Regions from separate parts of the Homo sapiens genome. Here all the other regions are linked to region 2. Evidence: read pairs that join two places in POLR2A ChIA-PET (ENCODE). Cell type or tissue: GM12878. All regions are shown on one strand.

The links. Peaks named below come from ENCODE experiments on the same cell type or tissue, not always from the same donor. Only the 100,000 strongest peaks of a DNase experiment are listed, where the experiment ranks them.
Region 1: POLR2A ChIA-PET joins it to region 2 with 5 read pairs; 9 of 35 experiments call an interaction of 5 or more read pairs at or near these places.
Region 3: POLR2A ChIA-PET joins it to region 2 with 7 read pairs; 7 of 35 experiments call an interaction of 5 or more read pairs at or near these places.

What each region holds. Positions count from the first base shown.
Region 1 is chr19:8,191,515-8,196,514 of GRCh38, reverse strand. No RefSeq gene overlaps it. Among named protein-coding and RNA genes, the nearest start is that of CERS4, 15 kb to the left of the region's middle. RefSeq lists enhancers at 1-441, 960-1,059, 442-1,295, 1,670-1,719, 2,160-2,279 and 1 more. In GM12878, no CTCF peak of the experiment used is centred here; DNase peaks (open chromatin) are centred at 1,114, 1,822 and 2,534; H3K4me3 peaks cover 1,980 bases; H3K27ac peaks cover 4,153 bases.
Region 2 is chr19:8,266,049-8,271,048 of GRCh38, reverse strand. No RefSeq gene overlaps it. Among named protein-coding and RNA genes, the nearest start is that of CD320, 40 kb to the left of the region's middle. RefSeq lists an enhancer at 1,744-2,073. In GM12878, a CTCF peak has its summit at 1,971 (motif pointing left); DNase peaks (open chromatin) are centred at 1,738 and 2,248; H3K4me3 peaks cover 1,468 bases; H3K27ac peaks cover 2,577 bases.
Region 3 is chr19:8,170,717-8,175,716 of GRCh38, reverse strand. It overlaps the pseudogene LOC100422633. Among named protein-coding and RNA genes, the nearest start is that of FBN3, 24 kb to the right of the region's middle. In GM12878, no CTCF peak of the experiment used is centred here; no DNase peak of the experiment used is centred here.

The DNA of each region.
Region 1 (5,000 bases), 75 kb after region 2:
TACAAAAACAAACAAACAAAACCAGACCTGGCGGCACGTGCTTTCGGCCCCAGCTACTTGGGAGGCTGAAGTGGGAGGATCGATTGAGCACAGTTCTAGGATGCAGTGGGCTATGATGGTACCACTGCATTCCAGCATGGGTGACCCTGTCTCAAAAAAACAACAAGGCCAGGTGCAGTGGCTCATGCCTGTAATCCCAACACTTTGGGAGGCCGAGGCAGGCAGATCACTTGAGGTCAGGAGTTCGAGACTAGCCTGGCCAACATGGTGAAACCTCCTCTCTACTAAAAATACAAAAATTAGCCAGGCATGGTGGAGGGTTCCTGTAATCCCAGCTACTCGGGAGGCTGAGGCAAGAGAATTGGTTGAACCTGGGAGGTGGAGACTGCAGTGAGCCGAGATCGCACCACTGCAGTCCAGCCTGGGCAACAAGAGCAAAACTCCATCTCAAAAAAATAAAAATAAAAATTAAGCCAGGCGTGGTGGCTCATGCCTATAATCCCAGCACTTTGGGAGGCTGAGGCGGGTGGATCACGAGGTCAGGAGATCGAGACCATCCTAGCTAACACGGTGACACCCCGTCTCTAGGAAAAATACAAAAAATTAGCCAGGCGTGGTGGTGGGCACCTGTAGTCCCAGCTACTCCGGAGGCTAAGGCAGGAGAATGGTGTGAACCCGGGAGGCGGAGCTTGCAGTGAGCCAAGATCGCGCCACTGCACTCCAGCCTGGGTGACAGAGCGAGAATCCGTCTCAAAAAAAAAAAAAATAGAGTGACCAGGGCTGCAGGGTGGGAGGTGAGTGGAGAGAACGGAGCAAAACAGAGTCCGGTTCCGAGATGAGGGTGTCTGGAGTCTGGGGGACCCAGGGAAGGGAGGAGGGGGAGGCAGAGGATGGGAAGGTCTACCCCCCAGGCCTGGACTATGCTGGGCAGGCGGGCCTGGCTCGGTGCCCATCTCTGGGCAGGGAGCACAGGGTGAAAGCAGATCTGGAGGGAAGATGTGGCATTGGATGTTAGAAGGTGCAGATCTCCAGGGGGCTGTGGGAGGTGCACATAGAGGAAGCTCAGAGTGTGTGTCTGGGCTGGAGACAGGATGTCCTTGGTGTCTGCTCAGAAGGGAGGTGCACGGTAGTTGAAGGCCCCTTGGGTAAAGACAGGAGGAAGTATGGGGAGAAGCTAGTCCCAGCTGCAAGGCAGACACCTGGTTGGGGTGTGTTTCATCTCTCATGCCACTGTACTCCAGCCTGGGCGATAGAGTGAGACTCTGTCACAAAAAAAAAAAAAAAAAAAAAAAAGACAGGGTCTCACTCTGTTGCCCAGGCTGGAGTACAGTGGCATAATCATAGCTCACTGCAACCTCCAGCTCTCAGGCTCAAGCCATCTTCAGCCTCCCAAGTAGCTGGGACTACAGGTTCATGCCACATTTTAAATTTTGTTAGAGATGGGGTCCCACTAAGTTGCTCAGGCTGCAGACACTATTTGAAATGAACTCATCTGATCCTGCAACAGCCTTGTGAGGTGGGTCCTCTTAATTCCTCTTTGACAGGTGAGGAAACCGAAGCCCAGAGAGGTTAGGACACTGGCCCAAAGTCACACAGCCTGTGAGCCGCTGGAACCAGAACCTAGGAGCTGTGTTTCTGCTTTCGTGCAGACAGATGCATTTTCCTTTAATACTTCACTTTTTAGATGCAGAAGGGCAGGATCAGGGAGGTGGAGCGACTTGCCCAAGGTCTGGCAGTGAGTTAGTGGCCTTCCAAGCCTGTGTGTCTGAGCAAGGCTATGGGCTCTAGTTGAGAACGGGCAAAAACAGCGGTCTTGAAGGAAGCCTGCCTGATATCCGTGTCAGTGAGGATGTGGGCTGCCGGGCTGGGCGGTGGAGGAGGGTGGCTGGAGATAGGCTGGGGCATGTCAAGTCTGAACATTTAGAGTATGAACTAGACATAAGACAGCCCTGACTGGGCACGGTGGCTCATGCCTGTAATCTTAGCACTTTGGGAGGCTGAGGTGGGCAGATTGCCTGAGTTCAGGAGTTCGATACCAGCCTGGGCAACACGGTGAAACCCTATCTCTACTAAAATACAAAAAATTAGCCGGGCGTGGCGGCGTGTGCCTGTAATCCCAGCTACTCGGGAGGTTAAGGCAGGATAATTGCTTGAACCCGGGAAGCAGAGGTTGCAGTGAGCCGAGATGGTGCCACTGCACTCCAGCCTGGGTGACAGAGCGAGACTCCATCTCAAAAAAAATAAAAAAATAAAAAAATAAAAAATAAAAGAAATAGCCCTAACCCCACCCCCTTGTGACATCCCCAACTAGGCTGGACTTCCCCCATGTCTGCAACAGGCTGGGGCATCCTCCGGAAATGAGTGCGGGAGGGAGGCCAGGGCTGGGCCAGCAGAGTTGGGGGAGGGGATGGGAGTGCAGGGCTGGGGACACAGGAAGAGGCTGCAGGAAAAGAGGGGCAGTGTCCAAGCTCAGGGTCTCGGGACCTTTGGGGTTTCTGCCTTGTCCCCCTGCAACTCTGGAGGAGCAAGAGGCCTGGGGTTTCTCAGTTCTTTCCAGCCCAGGAGTCCCCTGGGGTGGCTCAGGGAGTGGGGACTTCCCTGGAGGAAAGGACCATGGAGTGAGCATCTAAACTTTTGCATTTGACTCAGAGCTTTGTCTCTTATTTTGTAAAACCCCAGTGTATGTGTGATATGTGTGCACTGACTACAAAAAAAAAAAAAAGAAAAAAGAAAGAAAAGAAACCTAGGCCAGGCACGGAGGCTCGTGCCTGTAATCCCAGCACTTTGGGAGGCCAAGGTGGGCGGATCACCTGAGGTCAGGAGTTTGAGACTAGCCTGGCCAACATGAGAAAACCCCATCTCTACCAAAAATACAAAAATTAGCTGGGCTTGGTGGCGGGTGCCTGTAATCCCAGCTACTCAGGATGCTGAGGCAGGAGAATCGCTTGAACCTGGGAGGCAGAGACTGCAGTGAGCTGAGATCATGCCACTGCACTCCAGCCTGGGCAACAGAGCGAGACTCAGTCTTAAAAAAAAAAAAAAAAAAACGAAAAACCCAAAAAACCTACTATCCCCATATATAACCAATTTGTGCTGTGCACCAACAAGAACCTGCTTTAAATTTCCATTGCAATTTACAACCCCCATATTATACCAGGCAAGGTTAGTGGCTGTTGAAAATACCACCAGGACAGGGCTATCTAAAGACACATTCAGTAGTGCATTAACTGTACAAAAAAAAAAAAAGACACTGTGTAGTTTCAAAACAAATCTTACACAGCCTTACATTTCAATTTTTTCTTTTCTTTCTTTTTTTTTTTTTTGAGACTGGGTCTCACACTGTCGCCCAGGCTAGTGTACAGTGGCGTGATCTCAGCTTGCTGCAACCTCCGCCTCACAGGTTCAAGCGATTCTCCTGCCTCAGGCTCACGAGTAGCTGGGACTACAGGCACAAGCCACCACGCCCGGCTAATTTTTGTATTATTAGTAGAGATGGGGTTTCACTATGTTGGCCAGGCTGGTCTTGAACTCCTCACCTTGTGATTCACCCACCTCGGCCTCCCAAAGTGCTGGGAGTACAGGCATGAGCCACTGTGCCCGGCCTCAGTTTTTTTCTTTAAAAAGAGTGAATTGTGTACAAGGGGGTTAAATGCTTAATGGAAAAGAAAAATGAAAGAAAGAAAGAAGAAAAAGAAAGAAAGAAAGAACGAAGGAAAAAGGAAGGAAGGAAGGAACTGCTAGAACCAACTTATTCATCATCGTCTTCTTAATCTTCCCAGCCCAAAGCCTCCTGGGCCCCTAGATCCGGGTAGGGGTGGGAGGGAGGGTCTGAAGGAGAGGGATGCTTCCCAGAGCAGAGGCATTCAAGCTGAATCTCAAAGAACAAGAATGTGCCAGGGGCAGTCAGGCAATTATGCAAAGCTGACTGCAGGTGCAAAGGCCCAGAAGTTGGAAGCTGCACCTTCAGGGCCCAAGGTTAATGATGTGAGAAGCAGCAAGAGCAGGTAGAGATCAGGCTGCAAGACAACCAGAGCTGAAGTAGAGAAAGTCCTTGGGAGTCTCAATAAAGACTTTGATCTAATCTTGGGGGTAATAGGGAGCCATGGGAGAGTTTAGAGCAGGAAGGAACATAGTCTTAGTTGTGTGCCCCAGGAATTCCCCTGGTTGCTTTATTTTCTTTTCTCTTTTTTTGTTTTTTATTTGAGACTCAGTCTCGCTGTGTTGCCCAGGCTGGAGTGCTGTGGCACGATCGTGGCTCAGGGCAAACTCCACCTTCTGGGTTCGAGCAATTCTCCTGCCTCAGCCTCCCAAGTAGCTGGGACTGAAGGCATGCACAACCATGCCAGGCTAATTTTTGTATTGTTACTAGAGATGGGGTTTCACTATGTTGGCCAGGCTGGTCTCAAACTCCTGACCTCAGGTGGTCCTCCCACCTTGGCCTCCCAAAGTGCTGGGATTACAGGTGTGAGCCACTGTGTGGGTCCTTCCTTCCTCCCTCCCTCCCTTCCTTCCTTCCTTCCCTCCCTCCCCTCCTTCTCCTCCTCCTCCTTCTGCTTCCTCTTCCTCTTCTTCTTCCTCTTCCTCTTCTTCTTCTTCTTCCTCTTCCTCTTCTTCTTCTTCCTCTTCCTCTTCCTCTTCTTCTTTCTCTCTCTCTCTTCTTTCTTTTTCTTGAGACAGGGTGTATTTGTCTTTGTCCAGTCTGGAGTGCAGTGTTACCATTGTAGCTCACTGCAGCCTCCAGCTCCCAGGCTCAAGTGATCCTCCTGCCTCAGCCTCCTGAGTAGCTGTGATTACAGGGGCATGCCACCTCATCTAATTTTTAAGTGATCCTCCTACCTGGGCTTCCCAAAGTGCTGAGATTATAGGCAAGAGCCACCATGCCTGGCCATTCCTGGTTGTTTTCTATCGGAGGGGCTGTAGGAGAGGGGGCAGGTAGGAGAAGTGAAGTCACCCAGTGCAGCGTGGGTAAGGTCTAAACAGGACAGAGGGGTGGAAGGAAG
Region 2 (5,000 bases):
AAAGTGGTGGGATTACAGGTGTGAGCCACCGCGCCCGGCCTAATTTTTAAATTGTTTTGTAGAGACCAGGTTTCGCTATGTTGACCAGATGGGTCTTAAACACCTGGGTTCAAGTGATCTGTCTACCTTAGCCTCCCAAAATGTTGGGATCACAGGCATGAACCATATTGTCTGCCCCCTCCCCCAAGTTATTTCCATTTCATTAATATTTATGGATTTAGTAAAGTTTTTTGGTACCTCTTGGTGCAAGTTTTGCATTTTATATTTTTCCATAAAGGTATTCTTTTCATCTTCATCTTTTCTTTTAGTTTTGAGACGGAGTTTCGCTCATGTTGCCCAGACTGGAGTGCAATGGCGTGATCACAGCTTACTGCAACCTCCGCCTCCTGGGTTCCAGTGATTTTTCTGCCTCAGCCTCCCAAGTAGGTGGGACTACAGGCGGGCACCAGCAGGCCTGGCTAATTTTTTCAGATGGAGTCTCACTCTGTCGCTCAGGCTGGAGTGCAGTGGCACGATCTTGGCTCACTGCAAGCTCCACCTCCTGGGTTCACACCATTCTCCTGCCTCAGCGTCCTGAGTAGCTGGGACTACAGGTGCCCACCATCAGGCCTGGCTAATTTTTTGTATTTTTTAGTATACACGGGGTTTCACTGCATTAGCCAGGGTGGTCTCGATCTCTTGAGCTTGTGATCTGTCCTCCTCAACCTCCCAAAGTGCTGGAATTACAGGCATGAGCCACCCTGCCCCGCCAGTTTTTGTATTTTTAGCAGAGATGGGGTCTTGACATGTTGGCCAGGCTGGTCTTGAACTCCTGGGCTGAAGCGATCCACCTGCCTTAGCCTCCCAAAGTGCTGAGATTACTGGCGTGAGCCACTGTGCCTGGCATATACCCACTTTTAATCGCATGCAGATTAAGGGGCAGTTTATGTAGAAACTTTTAGGGAAGGGGGTACTAATCATTGGGGCATTGCCTGGAAAGGGGCAGTAATTCCTTGATGTTAGCATGGTAATGTGAAATTGACACGGCACACTGGCAGGCATGTCTCATCGAAAGCTGCTTCCCCCTCCCTTTTCCTTCACCTGTTTTAGCTAGTCCTCAATATGGTCTGGTGTCTGAGCCCCACCTCTGAAGTCAAATCTTATCTTCTACCTCACTAGGACTTGCCTAGGAGTTGCACTGATAGCCTAGACTGACTTTCAAATTTACTTAGAGACCCAGAGCACTTTAGCCCATGGTGGGTCGCAAAGTTTGCAGGAACTCAAATTCCACTGGGATCCATAATTTCCCTCTTGTTAGGGCTGGTTTAAATGCCCCCTCTATAGGGACCAGCCCTACAGGGCCTGTGGGTTTTTCTCCTCGTGTGTGGAGATGAGAGATCGTAGAAATAAAGACACAAGGCAAAGAGAAGGAAAGACAGCTGGGGCCTGGAGGACCACTACCACCAAGACGCAGAGACCGGTAGTGGCCCTGAATGCCTGGCTGCACTGTTATTTTTTGGATATAAGGCAAGGGGGCAGGGTAAGGAGTGTTGAGCCATCTCCAGTGATAGGTAAGGTCACGTGAGTCATGTGTCTACTGGACAGGGGGCCCTTCCCTGTTTGGTAGCCGAGGCAGAGAGAGGGGACAGCTTATGTCATTATTTCTTGGAGAGGTCAACGGCTTAATACTTTCACTTAATTCTGCTACTGTTTTCTAGAAGGCAGAGCCAGGTGTACAGGGTGGAACATGAAAGTGAAACAGGAGCGTGACCGCTGAAGCACAGCATGACAGAGGCTAGACTGTTAGGCCTCTGGATGGCTGTTGGCAGGTGGGGATGGTGGGGGCTTGACTGATGTCAGGCCTTCCACAAGAGGTGGTGGAGCAGAGTCTTCTCTAACTCCCCCAAGGAAAGGGAGACTCCCTTTCCCGGTCTGCTAAGTAACGGGTGCCTTCCCAGGCGCCGGCATTACCGCTAGACCATGGAGCCCTCTAGTGGCCCTGTCCGGGCATAACAGAGGGCTCGCACTCTTGTCTTCTGGTGTAACTATTTTTATTTTATATATATTTTTTATTTTACTGGAACAACTTGTGCCCTCAGTCTCTTGCCTCGGCACCTGGGTGGCTTGCCGCCCACACCCTCTATGGGTGGGCATCAGCTGAGTGTGGTCGGGTTTTTCTTTCTGCTCTAAAAGGACAGCGCTGGGTTCCATGCCTCACAATTGCTGCCCCCTCCCTCTCCCCAACACACAAAGGCACTCTCCACACCATGCTGCCAGGGGTGGCGGAGAGGTGGTGTCAGAGATTCAGGACTTTCAGTGTGTTTCTTCAGTGTGTCTTTCAGTGATATAAAGTTAAAACCGGGTACTGTGAGTGCTCACCTGATTTTTGGTTCTTCTTTTTTTTTTTTTTTTTTTTTTTTTTTTTTTTTTTTTTTTTTTTTTTTTTTTTCGGAGACAGAGTCTTGCTCTGTCGCCCAGGCTGGAGTGCAGTGGCGCGATCTCGGCTCACTGCAACCTCTGCCTCCCGGGTTCAAGTGATTCTCCTGCCTCAGCCTCCTGAGTAGCTGGAACTACAGGCATGAGCCACTGCTCCCGGCTGGGATTTTTGGTTCTTGGGAAAGTGCTTTTTTGTGTGTAGCTGTTAAATTGGTGTCCTTGTTGGAGGGATGGTTGGTGGAGCCTTCTATTCTGTTATCTTGTGCTGCCTTCTACATCCTGGGTTTTTGATATAGATATGTCATAGACTAATAATGGGCAGTTTTATTCTCTTTATTTCTCCTACTGATATCTTTTTTTGTTTTACGGTTTTTTTTTTTTTAATTGGCGGAATTTCACTCTTGTTGCCTGGGCTGGAATGCAATGGCGTGACCTCGCCTCACTGCAACCTCCGCCACCCAGGTTCAAGTGATTCTCCTGCCTCAGCCTCCCAAGTAGCTGGGATTACAGGCATGCGCCACCACACCCGGCTAATTTTTTTGTATTTTTAGTAGAGATGGGGTGTCTCCATGTTGGTCAGGCTGGTCTCGAACTCCCGACCTCAGGTGATCTGCCTGCCTCGGCCTCCCAAAGTGCTGGGATTAACAGGCGTGAGCCACCGCGCCCGGCCTTTTTTGATTTATTGTTAACTAGAACTCCCAGAATAATTTTGAATAAGGGTGGCGATAGCAGCTATTGTCTTATTTCTTACCTTAAGGGTTATGTACCCAACAATTAAATATGACATTAAATATAACATTTGACATGTATGATGCTTTATTTTTGTTTTTTAGTGTTGGGGCCTTCCACTATTCCTCAGGTTGGAGTGCAGTGGCAAGATCACGGCTCACTGCAGCCTTGAACTCCTGGTTCAAGTGGTCCTCCTGCCTTGAGCTCCTGAGTAGCTGGGACTACAGGCACATACCACCATGCCTGATTTTTAAATTTTGTGCAGAGATGGGGGTCTTGCCATGTTGCCAGGCTGATCTTGAACTCCTGGGCTCAAGTGATCCTCTCCCTTGGTCTCCAGAAGTGCTGGGATTACAGGTATGAGCCACCGCACCTGGCCTGTCTCTATATTTTTTTCTGTGACTTCTTTTATTTTTCTTTATTAATCTTGCCAGATGTTCGTCTGTTAGTCATTCAAATAACTAACTTTTAGGTTTGATGATCCTAATTTTAACACTTATCCTGTTTTTTCTTTTATTGAGCTTATTTTACTGTTCTTTAAAATCTTCTTAAATGCTTAGCTAATTATTTTTGAGCTTTTTCTTTTTTTTTTTTTTTTTTTTTTTTTTTTGAGTCTCACCCTGTTGCCCAGGCTGGAGTACAATGGCACAATCTTGGCTCATTGAAACTTCTGCCTCCTGGGTTCAAGCGATTCTCCTGCCTCAGCCTCCTGAGTAGCTGGGATTACAGGCACGTGCCACCACTGCTGGCTAATTTTTTTTTTTTTTTTTGTATCTTTAGTAGAGACGGGGTTTCACCATGTTGGTCAGACTGATCTCAAACTCCTGACCTCATGATCCACCCCCCTTGGCCTCCCAGAGTGCTGGGATTACAGGTGTGAGCCACCACGCCAGGCTGCTTTTTTTTTTTTTTCGTTTCTAATATAAGCCTGTTAGGCTGCAAACTTCCTCCAAAGGATTGCTTAAGCTACACTCCACAAACATTGACATGTAATATTTTTATATTTTTGCTATTCATCTTTTTTTTTTTTTTTTTTTTTTTGGAGACAAAATCTCACTCTGTTGCCAGGCTGGAGTGCTGGCATGTCTCAGCCTCCCGAGTAGCTGGGATTACAGGCATGTGCCACCACACCCAGCTAATTTTTGTATTTTTAGTAGAGACGGGGTTTCACCATGTTGGCCAGGATGGTCTCGATCTCCTGACCTCGTGATCCGCCCACCTTGACTTCCCAAAGTGCTGGGATTACAGGCGTGAGCCACTGTGCCCGGCCTTTGCTATTCATCTATAGGAGTGTATTTTCTAATCTTCATTATGGGCTCTCTTTCAACCCATGAGGTTCCTATTATTTGTTTTTTTGGAGGAAATGGGAATTATTGGATAGGGAAACACCAGGTAAATGGAATAATTATAATCTTTGCTTCATGAGACACTGTAGTTGATACATACAAATCCCTTTCTTCATGCATTTATTAAGATGAAATTTACATAACGAACCATCTTAAAGTGAACAGTTCAGTGGCATCGAGTGCATTTGCAATGTTGTAGAACCACGACTTTAGTTCCAAAACATTTCCACCGCTGCAAGATAAAACTCCGTACCCATTAAACAGTTTCTTCCTATGCCTTCACCCTGAAGCCCCCGGCAGCTATAAATATACATTTTATTTTTATAGGTTTACCTCTTCTGGATATTTCATATAGGTGGAATCATAAAATGTGTGACCTTTTATGTCTGGGTTCTTACACTGAGCATAATGCTTCCAGGGTTCATTCACATGCAGCATATGTGAGTGCTGTATTCCTTTTCATGGCTGAGTAGTAGTCCATTGTATGGATGGACTACAATTTGTTATTGG
Region 3 (5,000 bases), 95 kb after region 2:
GTAGTCCCAGCTACCCAGGAGGCTGAGGCAGGAGAATCGCTTGAACCTGGGAGGTGGAGCTTGCAGTGAGCCGAGATCATGCTATTGCACTCCAGCCTGGATGGCAGAGCAAGATTCTGTCTCAAAAAAAAAAAAAAAAATTGTGTTGGCCAAAACTTTCACAACACCCATCCCAAAATACTTGTTCTGCGTGGTATGCAGATCAACTGTCTCTTCAGACAAGCACTTCTTTAACCTTTACTTCATCAAAATGGAATATTTCTTTGAAATTCCACACCTTTTAAAATTCCTAAATCCTCAGACAGCTTTCTTAGTTGGTTCATCTGAAGTCTCATCATCTTTGGTACAACAATCTCTAATGAGAACAGGTTTCAATAAAGGAGGTGACTCAATCACCATCTTGTTTTTGAGATAGAGTCTTGCTCTATCACCCAGGCTGGAGTGCAGTGGCACGATCTCAGCTCGCTGCAACCCCGCCTCCTGGGTTCAAGCAATTCTCATGCCTCAGCCTCCCAAGAAGCTGGGATTACAGGCACATGCCACCATGCCTGGTTAATGTTTTTTGTATTTTTAGTAGTAACATGGTTTCACCATGTCGGCCAGGCTGGTCTTGAACTCCTGGCTTCAGGTAACCCACCTGCCTCAGCCTCCGAAAGTGCTGGGATTACGGGCATGAGCCACCGCGCCTGGCCTCAATCATCTTGTTTAACTATTTCTCAAAAGCTCTGATCTGCAAAGGAAGATTAATTTCAGGTCTGAACTGGCCAACAGAAACCACCAAATGTCCTGGGGTCATCTTTTTCTGAAGTCAGGGAATGTTCAGAAATGCCCGCATACCACGTGGTGGATGAACAATACTAGCGTAATTCCCAGCTTTCCACAGTGAGAGGATATGGTTCAGTGTCCAAGAAGAATTCATCATGAGTACATACATCACTGCAAGAACCGAAGAGTCCACAAATAAACCGAAAACTAAATAGTAGTAGATGAGCTTTGCTTTACTGAGGATTCCTGGTAACGAAGGCTGTGTTATTTTATTCAACATTTTGTGCCCATGCCTGTAGTCTCAGCTACTTGGAAGGCTGAGGTGGGAAGATCACTTGGGCCCAGGAAGTCGAGGCTGGAGTGAGCTGCAATGGTGCCACTGCACTCTAGCCTGGGCGACAGAGTGAGACTCTGTCTCAGAAATAAACAAGCGAACAAACAAACAAACAACATAGGCTGTGTGCAGTGGCTCATACCTTTAATCTCACCACTTTGGGAGGCTGAGGTGGGTGGATCACTTGAGATCAGGAGTTCAAGACCAGCCTGGCCAACATGATGAAACCCTGTCTCTACCAAAAATACAAAAATTAGCCGGGCGTGGAGGCTTGGGCCTGTAATCCCAGCTACTTGGGAGCCTGAGACAGGAGAATTGCTTGAACCCAGGAGGCGGAGGTTGCAGTGACCTGAGATCGCACCACTGCACTCCAGCATGGGCAACACAGCGAGACTGTCTCCAGAAAATAATAATAATAATAATAATAATAATAATAATAATAATAATAACAACCTGCTTCAAGATACTTACTTTTTCTGCAGGGCTCTTGAAACCACACCATAAAACTCATTCTCCTTCTCCACTAGCATTGCAGTATGGATTAAAAAAATTCAAATAGGCCAGACGCGGTGGCTCATGCCTGTAATCCCAGCATTTTGGGAGGCTGAGGTGGGCAGATGGCTTGAGGTCAGGAGTTCAAGACCAGCCTGGTCAACATGGTGAATCCCCATCTCTACAAAAAAAAAAAAATACAAAAATTAGCCAGACATGGTGGCGCATGCCTGTACTCCCAGCTACTCAGGAGGCTGAGGCAGGAGAATCACTTGAACCCAGGATGTGGCAGTTGCAGTGAGCTGAGATCATGCCACTGCACTGCAGCCTGGGTGACAGAGTGAGACACTCTCAAAAAAAAAGGCCGGGCGTGGTGGCTCACGCCTGTAATCCCAGCACTTTGGGAGGCTGAGGCAGACGGATCACGAGGTCAGGAGATCGAGACCATCATCCTGACTAACACGGTGAAACCCCGTCTCTACTAAAAATACAAAAAATTAGCTGGGCATGGTGGCGGGTGCCTGTAGTCCCAGCTACTTGGGAGGCTGAGGCAGGAGAATGGCATGAACCCAGGAGGCAGAACTTGCAGTAAGCTGAGATAGTGCCACTGCACTCCAGCCTGGGCGAAAGAGCAAGACTCCGTCTCAAAAAAAAAAAAAAAACAGCAATCACTATTTGATTTTTTCCATTTTTTTGCTGGTTGACACTGACTTTTTCTTTCTTGATAGCAGCAGATTCCTCAAAGGATGATTACCAAAGATTTACATAAATTTCCACATACAATTAGCTCACGAAAGAACAATGAATTAAATTACCTCAACAACTCAAAGACCAGTCCCCTCCCATGGGGCCCCATCTTCCGAAGACCCCCCAAACTAGGAAGCCCTTCATTGTTTCTCTCCTCTATGAGCTCCTCCACACACTGTCATTTCTTTTTCTTTCTGTATTTTTATTATTAAGACAGGGTCTCACTCTGTTGCCCAGGCTGGAGTGCAGTGGCCCAGTCATAGCTCAATGCAGCTTTGAACTCCTGGGCTGAAGCGATCCTCCCACCTCAGCCTCCCAAGTAGCTGGGACTATAGGTGCATGCCACCATGGCTGGCTAATTTTTTTTTTTTTTTTTTGAGACAGAGTCTCTCTCTGTCGCCCAGGCTGGAGTGCAATGGTGGGATCATGGCTCACTGCAACCTCTGCCTCCCAGATTCAAGCTATTCTTCTGCCTCAGCCTCCCGAGTAGCTGGGATTACAGGCACTTGCCATCATGCCCGGCTAATTTTTTTTCTGTATTTTTGTAGAGACAGGGTTTCACCATGTTGGCCAGGCTGGTCTTGAACTCCTGACCTCAGGTGATCCACCTGCCTTGGCCTCCCAAAGTGCTGGGATTACAGACGTCAGCCACCGTGCCCGGCCATCTTGGCTAATTTTTAAAGATTATTTTTAGAGATGGGGTCTCACTATGTTGCCCGGGCTGGTCTCAAACTCCTGGCCTCAAGTGATCCTCCCGTCTCGGCCTCCCAAATTGCTTGGATTATAGGCATCAGCCATTGCGTCCAGCTTCTCTTCTAATTTTCTAGGCTATTTATAGGGTCCACAATGGATCATGCCAGCCCCTCTGCTAAGGGTTATCCACCAACATCTCATTTAACCTACACTATCCTCTCCAGAAGCAAATATTGCATTGGTGCAAAAGTTATTGCGGTTTTTGCAATTAAAAGTAAAGGCAAAGCTGGGCACAGTGGCTCACACCTGTAATCCCAGCATTTTGGGAGGCTGAGGCAGGTGGATCACAAGGTCAGGAGTTCAAGATCAGCCTGACCAACACGGTGAAACCCCATCTCTACTAAAAATACAAAATTAGCTGGGTGTGGTGGCGCGCACTTGTAATCCCAGCTACTCGGGAGGCTGAGGCAGGAGAATCGCTCGAACCCGGGAGGTGGAGGTTGCAGTGAGCCAAGATCATGCCACTGCACTCCAGCCTGGCAACAGAGCGAAACTCTGTCTTTAAAACAAAAAGGTAATGGCAAAAAACGCAATTATTTTTGCACCAACCTAGTATTATTTCTCTCATGTCACAGATGAGAAAACTGAGGCTTAGGGGGAATCTCTAAATTTGTCTAGTGTCATGTGGCCAGAGACATAATTCATACCTGGACACCTCACTCCGGACGCTGTTCACAGCCCTACTCCTCTTTGGTGGGTAAATACTCCGGGAAAGGCACGATTTTCTCCTAGTGTGAATTCAGGGTAGGCAAAATAGCCTCATCCAGTCACAAGAGGCCCCTGACCTGCCTGAGAAAGGTGCTGCAAACCCCGTGCTCTGTGGCTTCCCCCACCCTTGTGTTTTTGGTCTCCCAGGGGAAACTGAGGCAGCCTGGGCAGTGGCCAATGATCCCAGACATTAGCAGAAAGAAATCCCGAATTTTCCTTGGCAGAGGGAAGCCTCAGGACCCACAAAGCAGGAACCTGTGACTTGAGGGCAATTCCCGGAGCTCCCAACCCCGCTGACACCCCTGTGAAATATGGCATAGCCCACGCCCAGAATCCCACTCCCTATGACCTGTAACTACCGTCTTTTCTTTTCTTCTCTTTTCTTTTGAAACAGAGTCTCGCTCTGTTGTGCAGGCTGGAGTGCAATGGCACCATCTCGGCTCACTGCAACCTCCGCCTCCCTGCAACCTCCGCCTCCCAGGTTCAAGCAATTCTCGTGCCTCAGCCTCCTGAGTAGCTGGGACTACAGGCACCTGCAACCAAGCCCGGCAAATTTTTTGTATTTTTAGTAGAGACGGGGTTTCACCGTGCTAGCCAGGATGGTCTCCATCTCCTGACCTTATGATCCGCCCGCCTCGGCCTCACAAAGTGCTGGGATTACAGGTGTGAGCCACCGCGCCCAGCCTTGTCTTGTCTTTTCTTGTCTTTTGAAACAGAGTCTCTCTCTGTTGTGCAGGCTGGAGTGCAATGGCACGATCTCAGCTCACTGCAACCTCCGCCTCCCAGGTTCAAGCAATTCTCCTGCTTCAGCCTTCTGAGTAGCTGGGATTACAGGCGCCTGCCACCTCACCTGGCTAATTTTTGTATTTTTGTAGAGATGGGGTTTCACCATGTTGGTCAGGTTAGTTTTGAACTCCTGGCCTCAAGTGATCTGACTGCTTCAGCCTCACAAAGGGCTGGGATTACAGGCTTGAGCCACCGTGCCTGGCACTACTCCCACTTCTATAACCCCTTCATCTCTCTGATCCTTTTATCCTCATGACAGCTTTACCCAAGCCCCTGAACAGGAGCAGAAAATCCATTCATTTAGGCCGGGTGCAGTGGCTTATGCCTATAATCCCAGCACTTTGGGAGGCCGAGGCGGGTGGATTACTGGAGGTCAAGGAGTTCAAGACCAGCCTGGCCAACATGGTGAAACCCT